3 separate regions of the Homo sapiens genome follow, and regions 1 and 3 are each linked to region 2. The links are chromatin loops, found by intact Hi-C in ENCODE. Cell type or tissue: PC-9. All regions are shown on one strand. Region 1 overlaps BASP1 (brain abundant membrane attached signal protein 1). Region 2 overlaps LINC02111 (long intergenic non-protein coding RNA 2111). Region 3 has its middle 69 kb from the start of LINC02111.

What was found. Hi-C counts contacts between places; a loop is a spot of excess contacts. Peaks named below come from ENCODE experiments on the same cell type or tissue, not always from the same donor. Only the 100,000 strongest peaks of a DNase experiment are listed, where the experiment ranks them.
Region 1: a loop joins it to region 2, with 10 times the contacts of the local background. A loop is called at or near these places in 2 of 110 quality-filtered maps.
Region 3: a loop joins it to region 2, with 5 times the contacts of the local background. A loop is called at or near these places in 2 of 110 quality-filtered maps.

Annotation. Positions count from the first base shown.
Region 1 is chr5:17,246,351-17,254,350 of GRCh38, reverse strand. All of the region lies in intron 1 of BASP1 (brain abundant membrane attached signal protein 1), which reads right to left. Among named protein-coding and RNA genes, the nearest start is that of BASP1, 33 kb to the right of the region's middle. In PC-9, no CTCF peak of the experiment used is centred here; DNase peaks (open chromatin) are centred at 1,620 and 4,930; H3K27ac peaks cover 2,246 bases.
Region 2 is chr5:17,372,440-17,380,439 of GRCh38, reverse strand. LINC02111 (long intergenic non-protein coding RNA 2111) reads left to right here. Exons shown (of 3, transcript NR_033975.1): 3 at 1-1,534. Among named protein-coding and RNA genes, the nearest start is that of LINC02111, 11 kb to the left of the region's middle. In PC-9, no CTCF peak of the experiment used is centred here; a DNase peak (open chromatin) is centred at 4,769; H3K4me3 peaks cover 475 bases.
Region 3 is chr5:17,313,944-17,321,943 of GRCh38, reverse strand. No RefSeq gene overlaps it. Among named protein-coding and RNA genes, the nearest start is that of LINC02111, 69 kb to the left of the region's middle. In PC-9, no CTCF peak of the experiment used is centred here; a DNase peak (open chromatin) is centred at 4,813; H3K4me3 peaks cover 418 bases; H3K27ac peaks cover 1,488 bases.

The DNA of each region.
Region 1 (8,000 bases), 130 kb after region 2:
TAACACTGCCATGCATGAGTGCAGCTTGTCTGGAAAGGAACAGGCACTTTAAAAATGAACACAAAAGATGAATTACAATTATGTTAGCAGATATTTGTTTTTTCAATTACAAATAAATGAGAACTAACTGCTAAAAAGATAATCTGCTTATGACTATTTGCAAATTAATTATTCTCACTTGTCATAATCAACACTAATTTACCTTCAAGATGCTAAAGTTTTCCTGGTTTGTTCTCTGAGAAAAAATATATATATATTTTTTCCCTTAAAGATCTAGTCTAGTTCAAATTACCAAAAACTCAAGTATAGTACAAATGGAGATTTGTAATCTGAACACATCCTAAAGCTATCAACATGCAAGTTCTACTTATAATGCTTTTCCAAAATAGCTACGTACATCTTTTGCATAAAACAAAAAAAAACACTAGATACAGTAATTAATGTTGAAGGATTTCTCTGTTCCATAAAGCCTCCTGAATGTGTCGGTGGTCTTCTCATCACTGGTGAGTAAAACACACGTAAATTTGTTAATAAAGCAAGTATCCACGCTCTCCCTTGATCACAGATTCCAGTCTGTAACCCCAGGTATCGGGATGCACACAGATGGTGGTCAAAGCAACATAAACTTCTCAATTTGGTAATTGAGGGTCTTCATGATTAAGACAATAGTTCTGAAAGATATGGGTCATTCTGAGAGATTGGGAAGGACCATGATTAATCAGAATTCCAGCAAGACTACACAGAAAGAAACAAAATAGAGAAGAAAGTGGGGAATCTAATGTCATACTGTGCATCTGTTCTCCTAAAACCATCATTACACTTGTAAAAGATCATTATAAGCCAGACATGGTAGCTCATGCCTGTAATCCCAGCACTTTGGGAGGCCAAGGTAGGAGGATCACTTCAGTCCAGGGGTTCCAGACCAGCCTGGGAAACATAGTGAGACCCCCATCTCTGCAAAAAATACAAAGAATTAGCTGGGCATGGTGGCGTACGCCTGTAGTCCCAGCTACTGGGAAGGCTAAGGTGGGAGAATTACTTGAGCCCAGTAGGGTGAGGCTGTAGTGAGCCATTATCACGCCACTGCACTCCAGCCTGAGTGACAGAGTGAGACCCTGTCTTAAAAAAGTAAATACAAATAAACAAATAAATAATCATTACAGAGATAAGTCCTTTTTAAAGTAACTAAATATTTTGAACTTTGAAAATAATGAAAAAAAAACCAATTGATTATTTTATGATTTTGTCAGATGATTTTACTTGCCAGATTATGAGCTAGAAATTCTAGAATTCGTCTTTTCTTCTAGAGGAGAGGTGAGTATACTGGGCTACCTGAAGTTTTATTGGAACACAGCCATGGCCATTCATTGACCTATTATCAGCAAGTGCTTTCACACTCAAGAGCAGAGTTGAGGAGCTGCAACAGAAACTGCATGGCTGGGAAAGTCTAAAGTATTTATTATTATCTGGCCCTTTAAGAAAAACTTGACTGACCCCTGCCCAGAGTCTTAGATGAAGGTACTTCACTAGTGACTCAGTTCCTATGATCAGATGAGAGTGTGATTCAGGTCTAAAGGATATTGCAAAGATTAATCAGGAACTTTTTGGTTTGCAACAATATTATCAGTGAAAAACAATGTCACATGGGAACTTTTTAAGATTGGGAAACAAGATAGTCTTTTTGTTTCTTAACTCTAATTCCTTCTTCTATGTATTCTGCCTGAGAGCAAAGAGACAGGTTGCTACACAGCACGTACCAGGTCAAAAACTCTGGACACACAGGTTAAACTCCCCAGGAGGTGTGGTGCCAAGGCACAACATCCACAGAGAACATCTCCAAAAAACGTGCTTGGGTGTCAAGCAAGAGTTCCATCCCTTTCTGCTGCATGGCACACAGCAAGTAACCTAACCTCTGAGCCTGTTTTTACACAAGTACAAAATAGGGATAATAATACCTTTACATGAGAGGGGATTTATAAAAATTAAATAAGACAATAAAGACTTAAATGCTCCCTCTTGAGCAGATTACATGGTCTTGTGGCGCCCTTCTGATTATCTCCTGCCTGCCCACCTCTAAAGTTAGAATGTTCATGTTTGCGATGTTTCCATAATACCAAAAAATAATAGCCGAATGGCAAAAATGAAGCTAAAGAAAACACAGCTGTTTCTTATCATGAGCTTACTCCCCAGTCACAGCTTCCCTTTAATTCTCCCTAGACCTAGCTTTCTCATCTCCAAGTCCCAACCTAAGCTCCTCTCCTCTGCCCTCTGTCCATGACTTCCTCCAAAGGTTCAAGGGGCTGTCATCCTTGGCGCTCACCAATTCAGTCTTGGTGCACTTGCTGGGAGACCCATCCAGTTGAAGGGTTTTGAAAGCCCTCTGGGATACTGAGGATTCTTTGTCTACACTCTAGCGCCCACTAGATTATTTCTTGAGCTTCAGACTCATGCACATAGTGGTCTACAACTGACCCAACAGGATGTCCTTCAAACTCAACATTTCCCCAAGTGAGCTCATCACTACCTTTCTCACCTACCCGAACCTTCTTTCTCCTCTGCTCCCTCCCAAGAGATTAGAACCACATCCACCCCATCGCCCAGCCAGAAATGTGGGAGTCTTTCTGGACCAACTTTCACCACCACCACCGCTACCCTCACATCCAATGCTTATGTTCCACTAAATATGTTCCACTAAAATATGTTCATAACTCCACTGCTAGGTGCTAGAAAACAAAATATGAGCTGAAATACTGCATGGCCTTCTGAGAAAGCTTTTGTTCTTCCCTACCTCCTCCTGCTGCTAGACAAAGACAGTTGGAGCTCCAGCCGCTGTTTGGACCCTTCCACAGAAACCAACACTGTGGAAGGAAGAGCTGAGAGATGAGTCTGAAATCTTTTTAACATATATTTAATGGTTTTGTATTGATGTAAAATCATTTTATATATTTTAGGGGTACATGTGATATGTTGATACTTGTATACAATGTGTAATAATAAAATCAGGGTATTTGGGATGTTTAATGCTTTTGTATTGATGTATAACCATTTTATGTATTTTGGGGGTACATGTGATATTTTGATACTTGTATACAATGTGTAATGATAAAATCGGGGTATTTGGGATATTTAATGGTTTTGTATTGACATATAATCACATTATATATTTTGGGGGTACATGTGATATTTTGATATTTGTATACAATGTGTAATGATAAAATCAGGGTATTTTGGATATCTGAAATCTGGAAACTTGATCACACCCCTCAACTACCAGATCAGCCCTAGAACCCATTTCTGGAATTTAACATATGAAGAGTTAACCTTTTCTCTCACGTAAGCCATTTTAGTTTTAGGTTTTCTGTTCTATGCAGCAAAATCTAAATCTAACAGCGTGTAGATCGCTCAAAACCACTCTTCAAACACCAAAAATTCAGGTTAAAATATTTTGGCCGGGCGCTGTGGCTCACGCCTGTAATCCCAGCACTTTGGGAGGCCGAGGCGGGCGGATCACGAGGTCAGTAGATCGAGACCATCCTGGCTAACGCAGTGAAACCCCATCTCTACTAAAAATACAACAAATTAGCCGGGCATGGTGGTGGGCACCTGTAGTCCCAGCTACTTGGGAGGCTGAGGCAGGAGAATGGCATGAACCCGGGAGGTGGAGCTTACAGTGAGCCGAGATCGGGCCACTGCACTCCAGCCTGGGCGACAAAGCGAGACTCCGTCTCAAAAAACTAAAATAAAAATAAAAATAAAAATAAACTTCAATACATTAGACGATACAATATTCATGCGACCCCTTCCCCTATGATCATCTCTCAAACAAACTTTTCTCAATGACCAGTATTTGGAGTATAGAATCACTTAAAAATGCCAAGTCTGTTCATTGACTTCTCCACATAAATTATATATTGATGCTGTAAAAAATAAATAGTAACAAAAAATTAGACTGATTGTTAATAGTTACCATAAAGTCAATGCTGAAAATTTCAGAAAAGAATAGACAAGTTCATCAAAGAACACACTTTTTACGAAGTGCAAAGTTTTGTAAAGAACAAAGCGACCTTTTAAAGTCAAGTGGAATATGCCCCAAATTAAAATCAGGGCCGGGCGCGGTGGCTCACGCCTATCATCCCAGCACTTTGGGAGGCCAAGGCAGGTGGATCACTTGAGGTCAGGAGTTTGAGACCAGACTGGCCAACATGGTGAAATCTCATCTCTACTAAAAAAAACATACAAAAATTAGCTGGGCGTGGTGGCACATGTCTGTAACCCCAGCTACTTAGAGGCTGAGGCACGAGAATTGCTTGAATCCAAGAGGCGGAGGTTACAGTGAGCTGAGATCACACCACTGCACTCCAGCCTGGAGGACAGACCAAGACTCCAGTCTTAAAAACAAGAAGAAAAAAAAATTAAAATCAATGGTGTACCTCAGTATAGGTGGACAAAACAGCACTAGCAAGAAGGGTGTCAGCAATAGGTAAAAATAAAAGGAAATCCTTAAAACACATTAGAATGAGAAGCCTTACAAATGGTCAAGAAAAAGACTTAGATCAAGTTGTGGGTTGAAGAAAAATTAATAAAGTCGGAAGATGCAAAGATAGATAAACGTTACTACAGACAGAATCATTTATAGAAAAAAAATAGAGTCTAAATTGAAGTTTAAAAAAGGTAAAAAGGTTGTGGTCACATTAAAATCTAGAGGTCTTTTTTGTATTTTGGTGGCACTATTTTATTTTCTGAGATCTCAAACTCAAAGGGTTAAAACCCTTTGGTTTTGTGATTTTAGGAAGGGTTAAAAAAAGTGTATGCCAGGAAAATGCCTTAGCATTGACTCAATGTGACTGGAAAAGCCTCATGGTTGGAACAGTAACTGCATCTGGCTTCTGAAATTCCTCACCAGTTAATCATACCCATCTAGACTTTTGCTGGCCCCAAAGCTCAGTAGGGATCTACCACGCAGAAGGCCCTGAATGTTGCAATCCAAGGAGATAAAAATCCTGACTTGCTGCTACAGGCATCCCCAAGAGAGGAGCAGATGGCTTCTTGTTTTGACCAAATTTGCTTCTGGATGAAAGCAAGAAGGCTGCAGGAAGACTCACATTTACTGCACCCCACACAGGACAGGCCCACCATCAATGCAAGGCCAACAACAGGGACGGTTCCTGCGTTGGGCTCTGCAGGCACAGAATAAGGGGGTCTGAGCTCACAAGGGCCATGAAAGTGTAAAAGTTTGAGATCTCAGAAAATAAAATAGTGCCACCAAAATACAAAAAAGAAGACCTCTAGATTTTAATAAGTGTTTGTCTACAGGAATACTTATGCCAATGAGCCTCTACAATGCAACACATATATAATTTTGCAAACTACAGTTAATTGGGGATGGGAGTGTGTGTTGATGGTTACTATGACATGGAGCAGGGCCTCCATACTTAAAGGATGCTACAGCCCATGGAGTGGTGGTACAAAGGGAAGAAGGAAATCAAGGAGACCTAGAATAGGCGCACCACATGTAAACGTGCTTTTTAAATTATCAACAAGCACAACTGCAGTGTGGTACATATTTTTTAAGAGATTATGGTTTTGATTCATTCTGTGCCATCTTGTAGGCACCCATAAATATGCGTGTTTTAGGACATGGTAAACACGGGCTGGAAATCATTCACATTCTACAGGGGACATCATTCAGAGTTTAAAAGAATACCGAAGTGCCTGAGCTTGGTTTTATTAACCCTCAAATGTATGCAATGAGAATGTCCAATCTTTGGATAAAGATTGAACCGTCTAATGTAATGATTATTAAACAACAGCATACCCGAGAGTCATGTCCAATTGGGGCTGAAACAGATATTTTCTGATGGTTCTGCAGCAGTAGCCTCTCTAAAGTAACACAGCATAGTCCACTATAAAATGAATACCATATATGTATTGACATTCAGGGGAAATTTTTAATTATAAAAGTCTTATCCAGCACACAGCAACAGCACATGCTGAAAAACATTCTTTTATTTTCAACTATGACACAATTGTTTTCACATCAAATGAAGGCATCCAGCTACCGACAGAGGCTACTCCAGATAACGGACATTTGGTATCAACTAGGTCCTTTAATTTCCACAGTTTACAAGCACTGGGTTAAATTTAAGTGTGAGCCAAGGGATTGTCACACGTATAGCTGAAGTGAGAATTCTGACAATGTGACTGACTACAGGTAACCATTGAAAAGATATTTACTAGAATATTGAATAGCATGAAACCATCTGCCCACTATCCCAGATCTGGAATATTCAAGTGTTTGAATGGAAATGATGACAAGCAACTGAGAACAAGACAGAGAGGGGAGGGATGACCCTGGGCTATGGCCAGTCTACACATAAGTCAACTCCATGGTGGCCTAGGATGCAAACAGAATCACAATTTCTCTGGTCACCAATGCCCTTTTCCAGGAAAGAGGGAGGCACTGCTGAAGAGAGACCACAAAAACGCTAAATATTTTCTCATCCTCTGCAGTACATTTATCCTCTGATACTCATAAAGTCTACTGATTTTCTAAGTTAAAGACGCAACAAAAATGTACATACGAAGCGCCAGCACACGGACACGAACACACTTCATTCCTGCCGCTGCCTCACACTGAAAGAGATGCTATTTCTTAAATCCAGCTGAGAGGTTATGTCCTGAAAGGCAGGCCTAAGTGCTGGGCCAGGAACTTTATAGGCCACATCAAAGTTGACCCCCAGCCACTGGCACCTTTTGAAGAAGCAGCATTCGTGCATAGAGGCACAACTTCAGATCAGTCTAAAAGCCTGAAAATATACAGAAACTACATTCATTGGGCAGTCTGGTATTCAACCGATTTCTTCCATAATTGAATGAAGGCATAATAACACTGATGGGTTTCCCATCCTCTAAACCAGATAAAAACACAGTAACATAGTTGTTGACCTGTATGAAGTCAGGATCCATGTCCTTTATAGAACCTATGGGGCATTTTCTCAGCCTCTGGGCACCTGGATAAAAAGCTCTGAGATCCAGTGGCCTATACTTTACATGTTCAGAACTTTAAGAATCCAACATTCGGAAATCCAACTGACATTTAAAAGACAAACCTTGCTTTCAGAAATCCAAATGGCATTTATCTATCTACTTATTTATTTATTTATTTAGAGACAGGGTCTGGCTCTGTCGCCCAGGCTGGAGTGCAACAACGCAATCTCGGCTCACTGCAGCCTCTGCCTCCTGGACACAAGCAATCCTCCCACCTCAGCTTCCGGAGTAGCTGGGACTACAGGTGCACCACCATGCCCAGCTATTTTTTGTATTTTTTGTAGACACAGGGTTTCGCCATGTTACCCAGACTGGTCTTCAACTTCTGTACTCAGGCAATCCGCTGGCCTCAGCCTCACAAAGTGCTGGGATTACAGGTGTGAGCCACTGCAACGGCCAAATGACTTTTATAAGGTGATACAAGGTAACTGATGGAAGGCAGGGTGATTCTCAATGGTCACTGCCAAAGCGTTCAGAACCCCAGAGGCTAAGAGGGAGCAAAAATGCTATTTTCAAAAAGACTTTCCACAGAAGGATTTGTAAAGCAAATTGGGAAAATGGGCAATTAGAGAATGAGGTCCTTCCAGATTTCTTCAAGTTACAAATATCCTAAGAAGCCTGCATCTAGTCACAGAGATGTGAGTTGACATTATTCATTCCTCTAATCATGAGTTGTATTTTACAAAGTTAAAACACAGCACTATTCATTCCTCTAATCATGAGTTGTATTTAACAAAGTTCAGCCAGTTTTCGGGGCGGCCACATCTCCTGCAGTCTAGAGTCTCCACCTTTCCAAAAGTCTTTTATTTATTTATTGAGACACAGTCTCACCCTGTCACCCAGGATGGAGTGCAATGGTGCCATCTCGGCTCACCGCAACCTCTGCCTCCCAGGTTCAAGCGATTCTCCTGCCTCAGCATCCCAAGTAGCTGGGATGACAGGTGCGCACCACC
Region 2 (8,000 bases):
TCACTGAACTGAGAAATGGGTGTATACCTGTAAAAGAAAGGAAGAGCTAGCTTCAGTATGCAGCCTAGTGAAACTGGAATCAGAACAGAATGAATACGATGAACTGGAAATGTCATGTTATTGAGCTACAGTCTCTAGAACAGAGACAGTGGCATCAGTTGGAGTCCTTAATATTTGAGGTTTCTTGGCTAAACTAACTTCCCCCAGAGAGGGCTAAGACGGAGGGCTAAGACGGGTAATACCATGTCTGCCTGTGACTCTCCTTTTAGTCAAGCTTCTGAGTGGGCTCCACCTCCATTCAGGATGATGGTAGTAACACAGCTAATGAAAGACAGTTTTCACTGGGTTAGAAAGTCCTAACGGCCATTTTTTTTCTTTCTTGAGAGTTCTGTGTAATTTTTTCTTTTTGAAGAGTTCTGTGTTTTTTCAGAGTTCTGATCTCATATGAAATGATTTCAAAGTTTAGCTCTCAGTGGGAAATAATTTGTCCACATTCCAGGGAAACAGGAGAAAGCCCCTTAGTTCTAAGAGTAGTACTGACAGTCATCACCTACAGTCAAATGATATTTTGGGCAAGTCTGCATTCTTTTATGAGCCACAAAACCATATAGCAGGAACTAAGATGCAGAGACCCTGTAATAAATACATTCCTTCCACCAGCTCTTAGACATCGTTCATAAATTGTTCCATTTGACAGTGAACAGGGAAAATGGATGAGAAACGTGGCCTCAAGCATATAATGTATATGTGGTCAAAGAGTCATGACCCATGTGGCCACATTACCAGATTATATCTTATTCTCACTTTCTCTACAATAGGATAAGCACCAACAGGATAGAAATACACTCTTCTCTCCAATTTAATTATACCTTTATTATTACTTTTCTTATATGCACACAAGCAGCAACAGCTAATGTAAAGTGGAAATTGTAATACAATTTCCATACTGTGTCTTTGTTGACTACAAAATTATATAAAAAATGTGTCTCACCCTTTAGTTGGGACCATTTAGAAGCCTGAGGGCAATTACACAGAGTGTATTGGAGTTAGCCGCACAATCTCCTAATGGCAGCTTGGCCCAAAGCCAAGCTTTAAGCCAAACCTCAGGGAATTCAAATTTAAAAGTCAGCTACATTAGTGGTAGTGATTCAGTTTGGAGAAGATATCGCTTTTCGTGATTTATTACAGCCAGTGCTTTCAGTACATTTAAAAGATGGTCTAGCTTAGTTGCATTTTCAAAGGAGCGCTACTGCATAAAATGAGGAACATCTGAACTGAAAGCTATCAGAATGGAAAAGCTTGACTAGGGCTTGAATTATGTGGAAAGCGTAATTCTTAGAAATAGGTCCTCAAACACACAAGAATCTGCAAAAATGAGCTATACTTTCAACCCCCCAATATCTAACCCTCGTGATCATTTGGTAGAGAAGGGTCTGTTACTGTCAAGTATTTTTAAATGACTGCAAAGACATTAATTCCCTAGGTGCAGAATAATCATTCAGTATCAAGAATAAACATATAATTTAAAATATTAGTCTTGCTGGTGCTTGTGATCTATGACTAAGCTGTACTTTCAAAGAGAATTCCAAATCTCTCCTCTCTGCAACCCAAGAGAATCTGCACAAAGACTTGTGACCTTATGAATTTTCACAGGTTTTCCCCAGTGGATGTCTTTGGCGTCTGCTATCTCTACTGCGGATACACCGGTGAGTCAGTAAATCTTTTCAAAATAGTTCTGTTCTTTCATACTCAGTTCAGATTTGGGGGAAAAAAAGTAGGAGCGACAGTTCTATTTAGAACAAAGCAGCTTAGAAAAAATACGTTAGTCTTATAAAAATAAATCTATCTATACGTGTATTCTTGTCAGAAGAAAACAACATCATAAACTACAAGTCCATTTCCCACTAGTGTCTTCATTTCCATGTTTTATTGCATTCCACAGTGGTTTTGCAACCAGCCATATCAAGAGTTTCCAAGAAAAATGTAAACAAGGATTTTGCAGTGACTCCAGCTAGAACACATGAATATGACTGAGAACAGAATATCTCTACTTACTTTAGTCAATTTTGTAGTAACTAAATAAGTAAGATGAAAAAAAGTAACTTCAAAAAAAAACGATCTCTACTGAGCTATCTGGAGACAAAACATCGTGCTACATTCCAAATCACCAAGGGCCTTCCGGCACACACATCAGAAAGTGAAATATATCTGCCTCGAAGGAACTGGGCAGAGATGCTTCTACCTTTAGGAAAACAACCCCATTTTCATAATAAGCCTATAAATCATATAGTTATTACCTGGTGCCTATTTGTAATGGGAAACATCGTGAGATAGTATCGACGTATTTTTTTTCTGGGATCTGTGGCTCTAAAGCCCTTTCCCCAGCTCAGGCCACTTCCACTGCCTCAAGAAAGGAATAACTCAAAGGACAAGATCATCAACTCCACTCATTTATTCACTTTTTTTTTTTAACGAACATTTATTGACCCCATGTATGTGCAAGAAACTGTTCTAAGTGCTGAAAATAAAGCAGTGAATAAATTAGACCCAGTCTTTATCTTTATTGACTTTTGTATTCTAGTAGGGAGAAGTCAATGAACAAATAACTAGAAAATTAAAAAAATTTAAAGTACCAGTTGATGAAAATGCTGTGGAGAACAATCAGACCAGATCATGGGGCCAGGCATGGTGGCTCACACCTGTAATCCCAGCACTTTGAGAGGCCCAGGTGGGTAGATCATGTAAGGTCACAAGTTCAAGACCAGCATGGCCAACATGGAGGAATCCCTGTCTCTACTAAAAATACAAAAATTAGCCAGGCATGGTGGCGAGTGCCTGTAATCTCAGCTACTTGAGAGGCTGAGGCAGGGGAATCGCTTGAACCCGGGAGGCAGAGGTTGCAGTGAGCCAAGATCACACCACTGCACTCTAGCCTGGGCGACAAAGCAAGAGTCCATCTCAAAAAATAAAAATTTCTTTAAAAAAAGATAATGGCATAAAGAACAGAGGGACAGGAGGCAGGCTGCTACCCTCAGCGTTTGAGTTTAAAAAGCCTAGGTGGGCCCCAGCCTAAAAACACTGGGAAGTAATTTTCATATCAGGCAGAGGTTCTTTTTTCTCTCCTGAAGATGAGATGAAGTTTGCTTCAATTAGAAGAAAGAGGGGAAAGAAAGATTCAGAGGAGACGAGGACAATTCAGAGCTGATGGGTGACTAAGAAGAAGCCCTAAGCCCCAGCCGCTCTCCTTCCAATCCCAAAAGAGCACTGATAGGCTTGAAACCTACACCCTCTTCCTGGAAGGACCCATACACATCCTGGGAAAGCCATAAGATCCCAAAGCCGGCCGGGCGCAGGGGCTCACACCTGTAATCCCAGCACTTTGGAAGGCTGAGGCAGGCAGATCACCTGAGGTCAGGAGTTCAAGACCAGCTTGGCAAACATGGTAAAACTCTCTCTCTACAAAAATACAAAAAATTAGCTGGGCATGATGATGGGTGCCTGTAATCCCAGCTACTGGAGAGTCTGAGGCAGGAGAATCGCTTGAACCCAGGAGGTGGAGGTTGCAGAGAGCCAAGATCACACCACTGCACTCCAGCCTGGATGACAGAGCAAGACCCAGTCTTGGGCACGGTCAAAGACTTCATGAGTAAAACACCGAAAGCAATGGCAACAAAAGCCAAAATTGACAGATGGGATCTAATGAAACTAAAGAGCTTCTGCACAGCAAAAGAAACTACCATCAGAGTGAACAGGCAACCTACAGAATGGGAGAAAATTTTTGCAAACTATCTGTCTGACAAAGGGCTAATATCCAGACTCTACAAATAACTTAAATTTACAAGAAAAAAACAACCCAATCAAAAAGTGGGCAAAGGATATGAACAGAAACTTCTCAAAAGAAGACATTTATGCAGCCAATAAACATATGAAAAAAAGCTCATCATTGCTGGTCATTAGAGAAATGCAAAGCAAAACCACAATGAGATACCATCTCATGCCAGTTAAAATGGCGATCTTTAAAAAGTCAGGAAACAACAGATGCTGGAGAGCATGTGGAGAAATAGGAACGCTTTTACACTGTTGGTGGGAATGTAAATTAGTTCAACCATTGTAGAAGATGGTGTGGTGATTCCTTAAGGATCTGGAACTAGAAATACAATTTGACCCAGCAATCCCATTACTGGATATATACCCAAAGGATTATAAATCATTCTACTATAAAGACACATGCACATGTATGTTTATTGTGGCACTATTCACAATAGCAAAGACTTAGAACCAACCCAAATGCCCATCAATGTTAGACTGGATAAAGAAAATGCGGCACAGATACACCATGGAATACTATGCAGCCATAAAAAAGGATGAGTACATGTCTTTTGCAGGGACATGGATGAAGCTGGAAACCATCATTCTCAGCAAACTAACACAGGAACAGAAAACCAAACACCGCATGTTCTCACTCATAAGTGGGAGTTGAACAATGAGAACATATGGACACAGGGTGTGGGGGCAGCATCACACACTGGGGCCTGTCAGGGGTGGGGGGCTGGGGGAGGGATAGCATTAGGAGAAATACCTAATGTAAATGACAGGTTGATAGGTGCAGCAAACCACCATGGCACGTGTATACCTGTGTAACAAACCTCCACATTCTGCACATGTATCCCAGAACTTAAAGTAAAAAAAAAAAAAAAAAAAACCTTTGTTTACATTTAAAAAAAAATCCCAGTGACTCAGCACAGTGAGCGAGGAGCACAATAGGGTGGTTACCCAGACAGGACGTCCATCTAGGAGCCCTGCGGGAGGCATGCAGGTATTTCTCTGGAGGTCATGCCTGGCAGGCGTCCACTGTTAGAGCCAGAGGACCCGGAGCATTATCTGAATGAACTAATGACCAACAGGCGGGCAGAAATGAGTGCTGCGGATTGATAACAGGGACAGCCAGACCCCCTCCCATCCCCACGAGGCAGAGGCACCAGGTAAAGCTCCTTGGAAATGAGGCTGGACCCCATTAAAAATGAGGAGGGTGGGTGGGGACTAAATTAACTTAAAGGTTTTGCTGCCTGGTAAAATGAAGGTATGTAATAGGAATTAAATTCCATTATTGGAAAATAAATTAAGTTACATTTCCTGCACTCGGGAATCTGTGGCTTTTGATTTGCACTCACATGGTCTTGCAGGGGGAGGGAGAGGGAGAGGAAGGGAGGGAGGGAGGAGAAAGAGAGAGCATGTTCAGATTTATTTCCAAGGCCAGAGACTACAAAAGAAGGGTGGATGGAGAAGAGATGGTGAGGGAGACTTTCCTCTCAGGAAGTCTGTCCCAGGGGGCAAAACAGCTTCACTCCTACACAAAGCCATATCCAAGTTGGAGCTCCCACACTAGGCTCCCTTCCTTTAGGGAGCTGGGAGATGGGGGTTAGCCGACATTTCACAGCTGCAAGTTGATGGAGTAGCCCATTACAAAATTAAATCAAACTCAACCTACCACTCACCTGAAATGCCTATGGTTCAAAGTAATAAGATTCATGAGACTTCTCTAAAAGTGGATTATTATGATCAGAAAGAATATGATCCACATTGTATGGTTTTTAGGCACCATGATATGCCCCCATTATAACATTGGAGAGAATAAAATATAGGAGACAGATGTAAACAAATAATAACAGGATGAGAAACAGTCAATCTAACACAGTTGATTGAAAGTGCTTATTAGATGTTTGTGCTCACAACCAAAAATAACACCAGGTGCAAATTTTTTTTAATTAAAGAAAAAACCCTCAGATAAAGATTTTTAAGCCAAGACCTAGGAAACAGTTTTTGTTTATGAGCCCCTGAGTGATGGGGAAGCTATGCTGTTAATTACTTTAATTTTGGTGCTAACTTTTGTTGCGAATCCTTGGCATAGAGCATGGTTCAGAAGAAAGGGGTAAATTAGGTAAAGAAAACAGGACGAGGGCATTGCAAGGTGATGTTTAAGAGGCTAAACAGTAGTAGCAAATATTCAGGGCATAGTCTGCTAGGCATTGCAAATACTAGACAATTTAAATAGCAGCGCAGTTTTGATCCCTGACGTCATCCATTGTTAAAGTCTATGAATAAACTCTGAGACACAAGATGTTAGCTTGGGACCTGCCTATGGTCCTGTCAGCCACCTCTTCCTACATCACAACACAAATTCCCGGTTAGTGACTCCCAGGGTCCCTCTGGTTCTCGCATTTAAACAGGCTGATGCAGAGCTCTGAGGACCAGAGAAGGCTTGGGGTTGATTCACAGTAGAGAATAAGCACCAGACACAAACTAGACTCTGCATTTTCTTCTTCCTGCTGTAACAGAAAGAAGAAGAAAACAGTGAAGTTGTCTAAATCCTGAGAGAATCAACTTCTAGAAAAATGGTCAGAGATCAGCAGTTTAGCAGGGAGGGGGAATTGCAAATCAGCAGGATTCTGTCTCACAAGCAAAATTAAATTAAAATTCATTGTCAAGGAGTAAGCCCAACATTTGACTCACATATAAATAGTCATAGTCAGGAGACAACCGGACCCTGGGCACCATCTCAAAATCTTTTGGTAGACTTTGGTTAAAGACTCCTCTCCCATTCTAAAGGAGGCAGTCCCAAACCTTTGCATGCTGCATGCTGACTACTCAAATTCTGCTTAATTCACCCTCAAACAAAAGAAAAAAGAATAACTTCTTCCTTCAGCAAGCAAATTGAGGCGATTTGCCTTGTATTAGCTAAACAAAACTCCACTCTGCCATCTCCACCATCACCATCAAACTTAGTAACATCCACTTTCATTCTCACTTCCTTCCCACCAGAGGCAGAGAAAAAGGCCGGCCTGCCTCTTCACGTTCTTCAGTCCAAGCTACATTTCCCAGCGATGCATCCCTGCTGCTCCTCCCCTCTCCAGGGCTTTGGGCCATCAATGCTCCCTTTGTCTTATCTGTATCTTCCATAGATTCCTCTTTACCAGCTCTTGTCCTTCAGCATGTAAAAGTGTCCACGTTCCCCCATTGTGATAGGACTAAAGATTGATGAAAATATTTTAAACATGTGAATAAACTAAAAACAAAGAACTCATTGGAAGGAAAAAAAATATGCCTATTATATAACGCCTCCAATAGCAACTCAAAACATTGTTAGCCAGTGGTTAAGACCTTCAAACTTTTGATTAATACATTTTTAAGTTGACATCTAAAATTCTTTATTGTTGGTTTAAATGGCTGCAGTTGCAAAGGATATAATTTCTGGCATATATCTAAATTGTAATATTTTACAATGAACTCAAACTAATTTACAAGAAAAAAACAACCCCATCAAAAAGTGGGTGAACGATATGAACAGATACTTCTCAAAAGAAGACATTTATGCAGCCAAAAGACACATGAAAAAATGCTCATCATCACTGGCCATCAGAGAAATGCAAATCAAAACCACAATGAGATACCATCTCACACCAGTTAGAATGGCGATCATTAAAAAGTCAGGAAACAACAGGTGCTGGAGAGGATGTGGAGAAATGGAAACACTTTTACACTGTTGGTGGGACTCTAAACTAGTTCAACCATTGTGGAAGTCAGTGTGGCGATTCCTCAGGGATCTAGAACTAGAAATACCATTTGACCCAGCAATCCCATTACTGGGTATATACCCAAAGGATTATAAATCATGCTGCTCTAAAGACACATGCACACGTATGTTTATTGTGGCACTATTCACAATAGCAAAGACTTGGAACCAACCCAAATGTCCAACAATGATAGACTGGATTAAGAAAATGTGGCACATATACACCATGGAATACTATGCAGCCATAAAAAATGATGAGTTCATGTCCTTTGTAGGGACATGGATGAAGCTGGAAACCATCATTCTCAGCAAACTATCGCAAGGACAAAAAACCAAACACTGCATGTTCTCACTCATAGGTGGGAATTGAACAATGAGAACACATGGACACAGGAAGGGGAACATCACACACCAGGGCCTGTTGTGGGGT
Region 3 (8,000 bases), 58 kb after region 2:
CCTCAGCCTCCCGAGTAGCTGGGACTACAGGCGCCCGCCACCACGCCCGGCTAATTTTTTGTATTTTTAGTAGAGAAAGGGTTTCACCACGTTAGCCAGGATGGTCTCGATCTCCTGACCTCGTGATCCGCCTGCCTCGGCCTCCCAAAGTGCTGGGATTACAGGCGTGAGCCACCGCCCCTGGCCAGTAAAATTAATTTCAAACATATAAATATATAATATTTGAATTCGAAAGTACTCATTTCATCACAAGGATTTTAAGAATAAAGGAATGCAGGGATTAGAATTAGTGAGCAAAGTGAACTCTAGAGTAATAAGCATGGGAATGTGGGAAGCCACCAGAATTGACACGGACAAGACCACCCATGCATAATCAACCCTCAGAACATTCATCAGATTGAAAATCATGTATTTGCATGATGAGCAATGGACATCAATCAAAATAAACCCAGCTGTTCTGAGGATGGCAAACATTCAGGAACATGGGACTGCAGACCCTCTTAAAAATAAATGTCAACGGCCGGGCGCGGTGGCTCACGCCTGTAATCCCAGCACTTTGGGAGGCCGAGGCGGGCGGATCACGAGGAGATCAAGACCATCCTGGCCAACACGGTGAAACCCTTTCTCTACTAAAAATACAAAAAATTAGCCGGGCGCGGTGGCGGGCGCCTGTAGTCCCAGCTACTCGGGAGGCGGAGGCAGGAGAATGGCGTGAACTCGGGAGGCGGAGCTTGCAGTGAGCTGAGATCGCACCACTGCACTCCAGCCTGGGTGACAGAGCGAAACTCTGTCTCAAAAAAATAAAATAAAATAAAATAAATAAATAAATAAATGTCAAGAAGGAGAGTTCAAAAGAAGAGGACAGAGAAAGAAAAATTGAAGGAAGTCATCATATGAAGATGAAGCTTCCTACACAACATGATCTGCTTCCAGGTGGGAGGGATTTAGTCACACACTCTGTCTTACCACCTATTGTGACCAAAAAGTTCATTATAATAAGGACTGTGCCAGGTTCATATGGAATTATAACAGCTATTAAAACTTTAAGTAAGTTTGCTACATCCAGTGGTGTTTATCTTTAACACTTTCCCCGAGATTTCATTACAAAAATAATAATTTCTGTTGCCTTTGATGTTTACAGTGTGATACATTCAGGGAGTTACAAACTATAAATGAATATAACCAAGGCAGAGGGGTTCTTATTAGTGAGTTGTAAGAGATAGATAAAGTTGGATGGGGAATTGAGGGCCATAGAAAAAAAATAGGGGGTTAGGACTTTTTCTCTGTACCCACCATAGGGGCCATTCTATGCTTTTGAGTACAAGGCCATCTGAGCTATGTGGTTTTCAGGGGGATTGATGGAGTGCCACACACAGCATGGACAACTTTGGGGAGAGTTGAGAGGCAGTATTCTAACTTGCTGGAATTTTAACAGAATACCAAGCCAGAGCAGACTGAAATTGAGGACCCTGACCAAGATGTCAGCAGAAGAATAGAAGCAAGAGTACAATCGAAAGCAAAGAATTTACAGATGGTTGATGGTGATGGAGGAGTTTGTAAATCCTGATGCCAAAGACTCTCCAACACCAGGCCAGACAGGGGGCATATTCCACTGAAGTGCACAAAGATAAGCTAATGCTCCACTGGACTGAGCTAAGCTAGATGTGTGGTGGAGGGCTTCGGAGCAGCCCAAGGTCAGAAGCTGCTCCATCCTCTTTATTTATTTATTTATTTATTTGCTTACTTATTTATTTATTTTGGGGACAGGGTCTCACTTTGTCACCCAGGCTGGAGTGCAGTGACACCATCAGGGCTCACCACAGCCTCAACCTCCTGGGCTCAGGTGATCCTCTCACCTCAGCTTCCTGAGTAGCTAGGATGACAGGCACCTGCCACCACACCCGGCTAACGTTTTGTTTTTTGTTTGTTTGTTTGTTTGTTTTTTGTAGAGATGGGGTTTTGCTATGTTGCTCAGGCTGGTCTCAAATTCCTGGGCTCAAGGGATCTGCCCACCTCGGCCTCCCAAACTACTAGGATTACAGGCATGAGCCACCATGCCTGGCCATGCTCCGTCCTCTTTATCTGTGCAGTCTTGCCTGTCCTGTCCTGCTTCCTTGCTTCTCAATAGCACTTTTAAAGAGGCAGAGGAAAGAATTGAAGGACGTGTCACTAATTGTTTCTAAGTGGTAAACAAAATCACATTACTTTGAAACACGGACTTTCTCTCCATTCATATTTAAGAAATTTTGTAAGGAAGACTGAAGTAAGAATTAAAAGATCCATAAAATCCATATCCTGTGATTTGATACGGCTGAGAGTGTTGTGGCTTACAATTGTCTTCAGCCACTCGGGAGGAAACAAGGCCATGTTCTTTGCAGGATCCTGAGACCTGCGTTTTCAGCACGTGCATGGAAGCGATATCTAAGAGACTGAAATAAAAGGGATAATTCCAACATCTTCTTTTTTAAGCGAATTTTCCATTCATGTATTCCTATTGTCACTATGGAATCACTCTGGGGGAAGTGTACTTGGAAATCTGTCTTCATTTTCCATTTTCTTACCTGAATACATAAAAACCCTGAGGTTTGGATAGTATTAGTAAACCAAACTGAGAAAACAAACATAAAAAAGGATACTATTTTCTGGCCGGGCACAGTGACTCATGCCTGTAGTCCCAGCACTTTGGGAGGCCAAGGTTGGCAGATCACTTGAGGTCAGGAGTTCATGACCAGCCTGGCCAACATGGTGAAACCCCATCTCTACTAAATTAGCCCAGCATGGTGGTGCATGCCTGTAATCCCAGCTACTCGGGAGGCTGAGGCACAAGAATTGCTTGAACCCAGGAGGCAGAGGCTGCAGGGAGCTGAGATCACTGCACGACATTCCAGCCTGGACAACACAGTGAGACTTTGTCCCCCCCGCCACCCTGCCCCCCAGAAAAGAAGTCTAATATTTTCTGTATTACCTGGTAATAAAATTCAACAATTTAAGATAAAATTATCTATCTGCTTTACTCTTCTACTTTCTAATACCAACGAATTTTCAGGTTGGTTCATGGTTATGGTCACTCAGTCAAATGAAAGTCCTTGCCTTCCTTCATCTCAGTAATCATCGTTGCCAGACATTTAGCTTCCCATTGAATCTGTTATAAAGATCACAACACAAAAGTCACCTTCATCTTTCACTTCCCTTATGGAACCCCCCTTTTTGTGGGTCTAAAAAAAGACATCCTTCTGCTCTGAAGATCAAGAGCAGAAACCATTCTTCTTTTTTTTTTTTTTTTTTTTGAGACGGAGTCTCGCTCTGTCGCCCAGGCTGGAGTGCAGTGGCGCGATCTCGGTTCACTGCAAGCTCCGCCTCCCGGGTTCACACCATTCTCCTGCCTCAGCCTCCGGAGTAGCTGGGACTACAGGCGCCCACCACCACGCCCGACTAACTTTTTATATTTTTAGTAGAGACGGGGTTTCATGATTTAGCCAGGATGGTCTCGACCTCCTGACCTTGTGATCCGCCCGCCTCGGCCTCCCAAAGTGCTGGGATTACAGGCATGAGCCACCGCACCCAGCCTTCTTCTGGTTCTTAATTAGGGCACTATTCAGTCTCCCTAGTTTGGATGGATGGAATGGGATGGATGAAGAGAGAGAGAGATATATCAGATGGACAAGGGATGGATGGACGGATGGATACATTGATGGGTGGATAAAGCAAAAGTAAGAAAATGTTAAGAATCTGTTAAATCTAGTCGGGTGCATATACAGGTATTCATTGGACTATTCTTTCAACGTTCTGTATCTTTAAATTTTTTCATTAAAAACTTGCAAGAATAAAAGGTCATTGGTATAAACACAACAAAGGCCTTTTTCACAGTATTGCCATCTTTTCTCCTCCCAAACTACTCACGCCTTCCCATCATCTCTTCACCTGACACTGCCTTCTTCTTCTCGTCCCAGGCAACAAGGAAGTAAAACAGTTTCCTGCCTCTCACTGTGCACATTCAGAAAGTTGCTCTCTGTAGAGAGAAAATTTTGTCTAAAACAAAATTTTTACTAATAATCAACCGTGATTTTTGTTGAACTGTAGACCTCCACTTGTATTTGTTGCCATTTGAAATTTCCATAGTGCTGTTTCTTCTACACCCTTTATTGCTGAATCCGGAACTCAAGCCAGTCCTTCCCTCCTTATAAGACACACGTTCGTGCACACACACAAACACACACATTCAGTTCCCCCTCCTCCACCCCCACTCGGCTACACTGAGTCAAAGCCCAGCTGGCCCTATTAGAACGGAAAAGGAAAGCAATGAAACAGACCACACAAATATTCTAAGACTGGCTCCTTGGAAGGAAATTGAGAATTCATTGACATCTCCCCAGGGAAAAATAAGTGAAATTGTGTCATTGTCAGACACTCACATAACTAAATTAATGTGAAATTAAAATCAAAATGAAATATTCCTCTTCATGTTAAAAGTAGTTCACTTAAGTAGTCCATGTACAATTGGCCGCTCCTGCAGCACATTATTAAGTGATTTAAAAGATTAATTTTAACACAGATCACAGTTTCAGTGGTGGTTATGCTAGCATTAAGCAAATAAGCATACTGTCCCAGAAAGAAGCTGATGGTTGCAGGGCAGAAGCATCTTGTCTTGCCACAGGCAGTACAATTGCGTTCATACTTCTTGCTTCAGTTTGCAGTGTGTGTATGAGCCTTTAATTCATGAAACATTAGGAGAGGATCTTTTTCAGGAAGTGAGAACCCGAAGTTGACAGACACATAACCTCATCTAGAATGACAACTAACGAGTTCCTAAACCACAAATATTCATTTCAACAATTTGCAATAATCTACCGTGTGCATGCCAAAGCATTCTAGACAGAACAAACAGTAACAGGCCGGCCTTTGCCCCACAGCATGTTCCTCTAAAAACAGATCCATAATCAAATGCTAAGAAAATACATGCCCTCAACCCTGAAGCAAAAATGTGAATGCAAGCTACACGGGGTAATGTTCCCTCTGGACAGACACCAGTAAATCCAGTTTGCATATGAAAATCGAGGCTTCTTTGCTTCCCTGCACACGATGCTAAAGTGAAGGTCAACAATCTCTTTGACCCTGAGTTCCAAGAAGATGGGAGACTATCAGTGACAACGAATGACACAGACTGAGTCCTGGCCTCAGATGGGAATGAGTGTGGGGGGGTGGGCATGGAGACAGAGGAGGAGGATGAAGGAACAAAGGATTTCAAGCGGGGTCAGCAAACTCTTTCTGTAAAGGGGCAGATAATAAGTATTTTAGGCCTTTGGGCCATATGGTCTCTGTTGCAATGACCCCAGTTTGCTGTTGTAGTGCAAAGCTATAAGTGAATAGGTGGAACTATGTTCCAATCAAACTGTATTTATGGACAAACACTAAAACTTAAATTTTATATAATTTTCATCTCTCATGAAATACTATTCCCCCTTTTTTAACGTTTAAAAATATAAAAATCATTTCTTGCTCACCAGCTGTACCATATCAGTCAAGAAGCTGACTTTGCCCATAAGCCGTAGATTGCAGACCCCTGATTTAGAGCATTGATTCTCAGACTTGAGCATGCATCAGTCATGTACATTGATGAGAGCAAACACAAATCCTTGGGCTCTGCCCCAGCGTTCCTGATCCCACAGGTCTGGGATGAGCCTAACCATATGCATTTCTTACAAGTTCCCAGGTGATACTCATGCTACCAAGAACACAAATGGAGAACTATGGTTTAGAGACAAAGTAACAAGACGGAGAAGGGAGGAAAGAAGTGCCCATGGCCAGGCGTGGTGACTCATGCCTGTAATTTCAGCACTTTGGGAGGCCAAGGTGGGTGGATCGCTTGAGGCCAGGAGTTCAAGACGAGCCTGGCCAACATGGTGAAATGCCGGCTCTACTGAAAATACAAAAATTAGTCGGGTATGGTGGCGCATACCTGTAGTCCAGCGACTCAGGAGGCTGAGGCAGGAAAATCACTTAAACTCAGGAGGTGGAGGTTGCAGTGAGCCAAGATTGTGCCACTGCACTCCAGCCTGGACGACAGAGAGAGAGAAAAAAAAAAAAAGGGCCCACGTTGGCCAGGATGAGTCAGCAATAATCATTTGTTTGGGCCACGTAGAGCTGTTTCATGATCCCCAAGAGAGACTTCATTAAAAACAGCTTGCCTTGTATAAACATAAATAAATAACTCTTCCTTCATAGTTGATTCTCTTTGACACAGAAATATGAAAACCCCTATTTATAGTGTCTTTTGCACAGACACACATGAGCATTTAGCTAAATGGATCTTTAGATGGGGCACCCATCATCAATCTCAGAGTAGTAAAATTCTAGGTGAAGTAAATTAATTTTTCCTCCATCTGGGTAAGACTTATTTAGGTAAATAATGAGTAAAATAATTCTTTAGTTGAAGATACTTCATCTACTAAAAGAGCTAGTGCTGGTAGGTACAGACTACTTAAGTAACCAGGTTTTCCACATAAACAGATTTAAAATTCACCTGGGAATTGGTTTTACTCAGAGGTAATCTGACACCCTTCCTAAGGAACCACCCTAATTCTGGCTGTTTTACCCCAATCTGTGTATTGCTCTCATATGGCAATTGAGTGTTGCTTGTCACCACTTATCTCCTTAATTCAACCACAACAGCTGTTTAGTAGGAAGTCTCTTGTCTTTTCATTTACAAGCTTCTCAAATGAGCATGATTAGAACAAACATGACCTCAATTAAGGATGTTATGTTTGGGGGTTTTCGTTTCGGGTTTTCTTTTTTTTTTTCTTCCAGTTTCTTATATTCTAAGTGGTCTTGATTTGTGTTTGGTGTCATCCAGGTGACACTCTCTACTATTCTAGTATCTTTCAATGTTGTTTGCGACAGTTTCGTTTCAGAAGTCACATCGATGATAGAACACAGAATACTAATCCTGTCTAACAAGTGTAATTTGATCTCCAATTCAATTGCTAGTAGCAGGCAACCTCTCTGACCATCTCCCAATAGATGTGCTGGAGTCTTCTGGATTAATCCAATTCATCAGTTGATTGTTGGGGAATATTCAACCTAGCAGGCAGGCATCCTTAATGCTTTATTACTTGATAAGATATAAAAATACTTTCCAGTTAAATATTTTATCTTACGCTATCTCAGACTTATTATTAATTCAAGATCCCTTTCACAATTTAGCAGTTATATCTTTTTTTTTTTGGAGGCAGGATCTCTGTGTTAGTCCCTTTTTGCCCTGCTGATAAAGACATACCTGAGAGTCGGCCACGGTGGCTCACGCCTGTAATCCCAGCACTTTGGGAGGCCAAGGCAGGCAGATCACAAGGTCAAGAGATCGAAACCATCCTGGCCAATGTGGTGAAACCCCCTTTCTACTAAAAATACAAAAATTAGCTGGGTGTGGTGGCAGGCACCTATAGTCCCAGCTACTCGGGAGGCTGAGGCAGGAGAATTGCTTGAACCCAGGAGGTGGAGGTTGCAGTGAGCCAAGATGGCACCACTGCACTCCAGCCTGGCGACAGAGCCAGACTCTGTCTCAAAAAAAAAAAAAAAAGACATACCCAAGACTGGGCAATTTACAAAAGAAGGAAAGAAGGAGGTCTGTTGTTTTGTTTTCTTTGTTTTTGAGATGGAGTTTTGCTGTTGTTGCCCAAGTTGGAGTGCAATGGTATGATCTCGGCTCACTGTAACCACCTCCCAGGTTCAAGCAATTCTCCTGTATCAGCCTCCCAAGTAACTGGGATTACAGGCGTGTGCCACCATGCCCGGCTAATTTTTTGTATTTTTAGTACAAACAGGGTTTCACCATGTTAGAGCCTGGTCTTGAACTCCTGACCTCAGGTGATCCACCTGCCTAGGCCTCCCAAAGTGCTGGGATTACAGGCCTGAGCCACCGTGACCAGCTGAAACTCTGATTTTTAAAACCATCAGATCATGTGAGACCCATTCACTATCACAAGAGCAGCATGGGAAAGACCCAC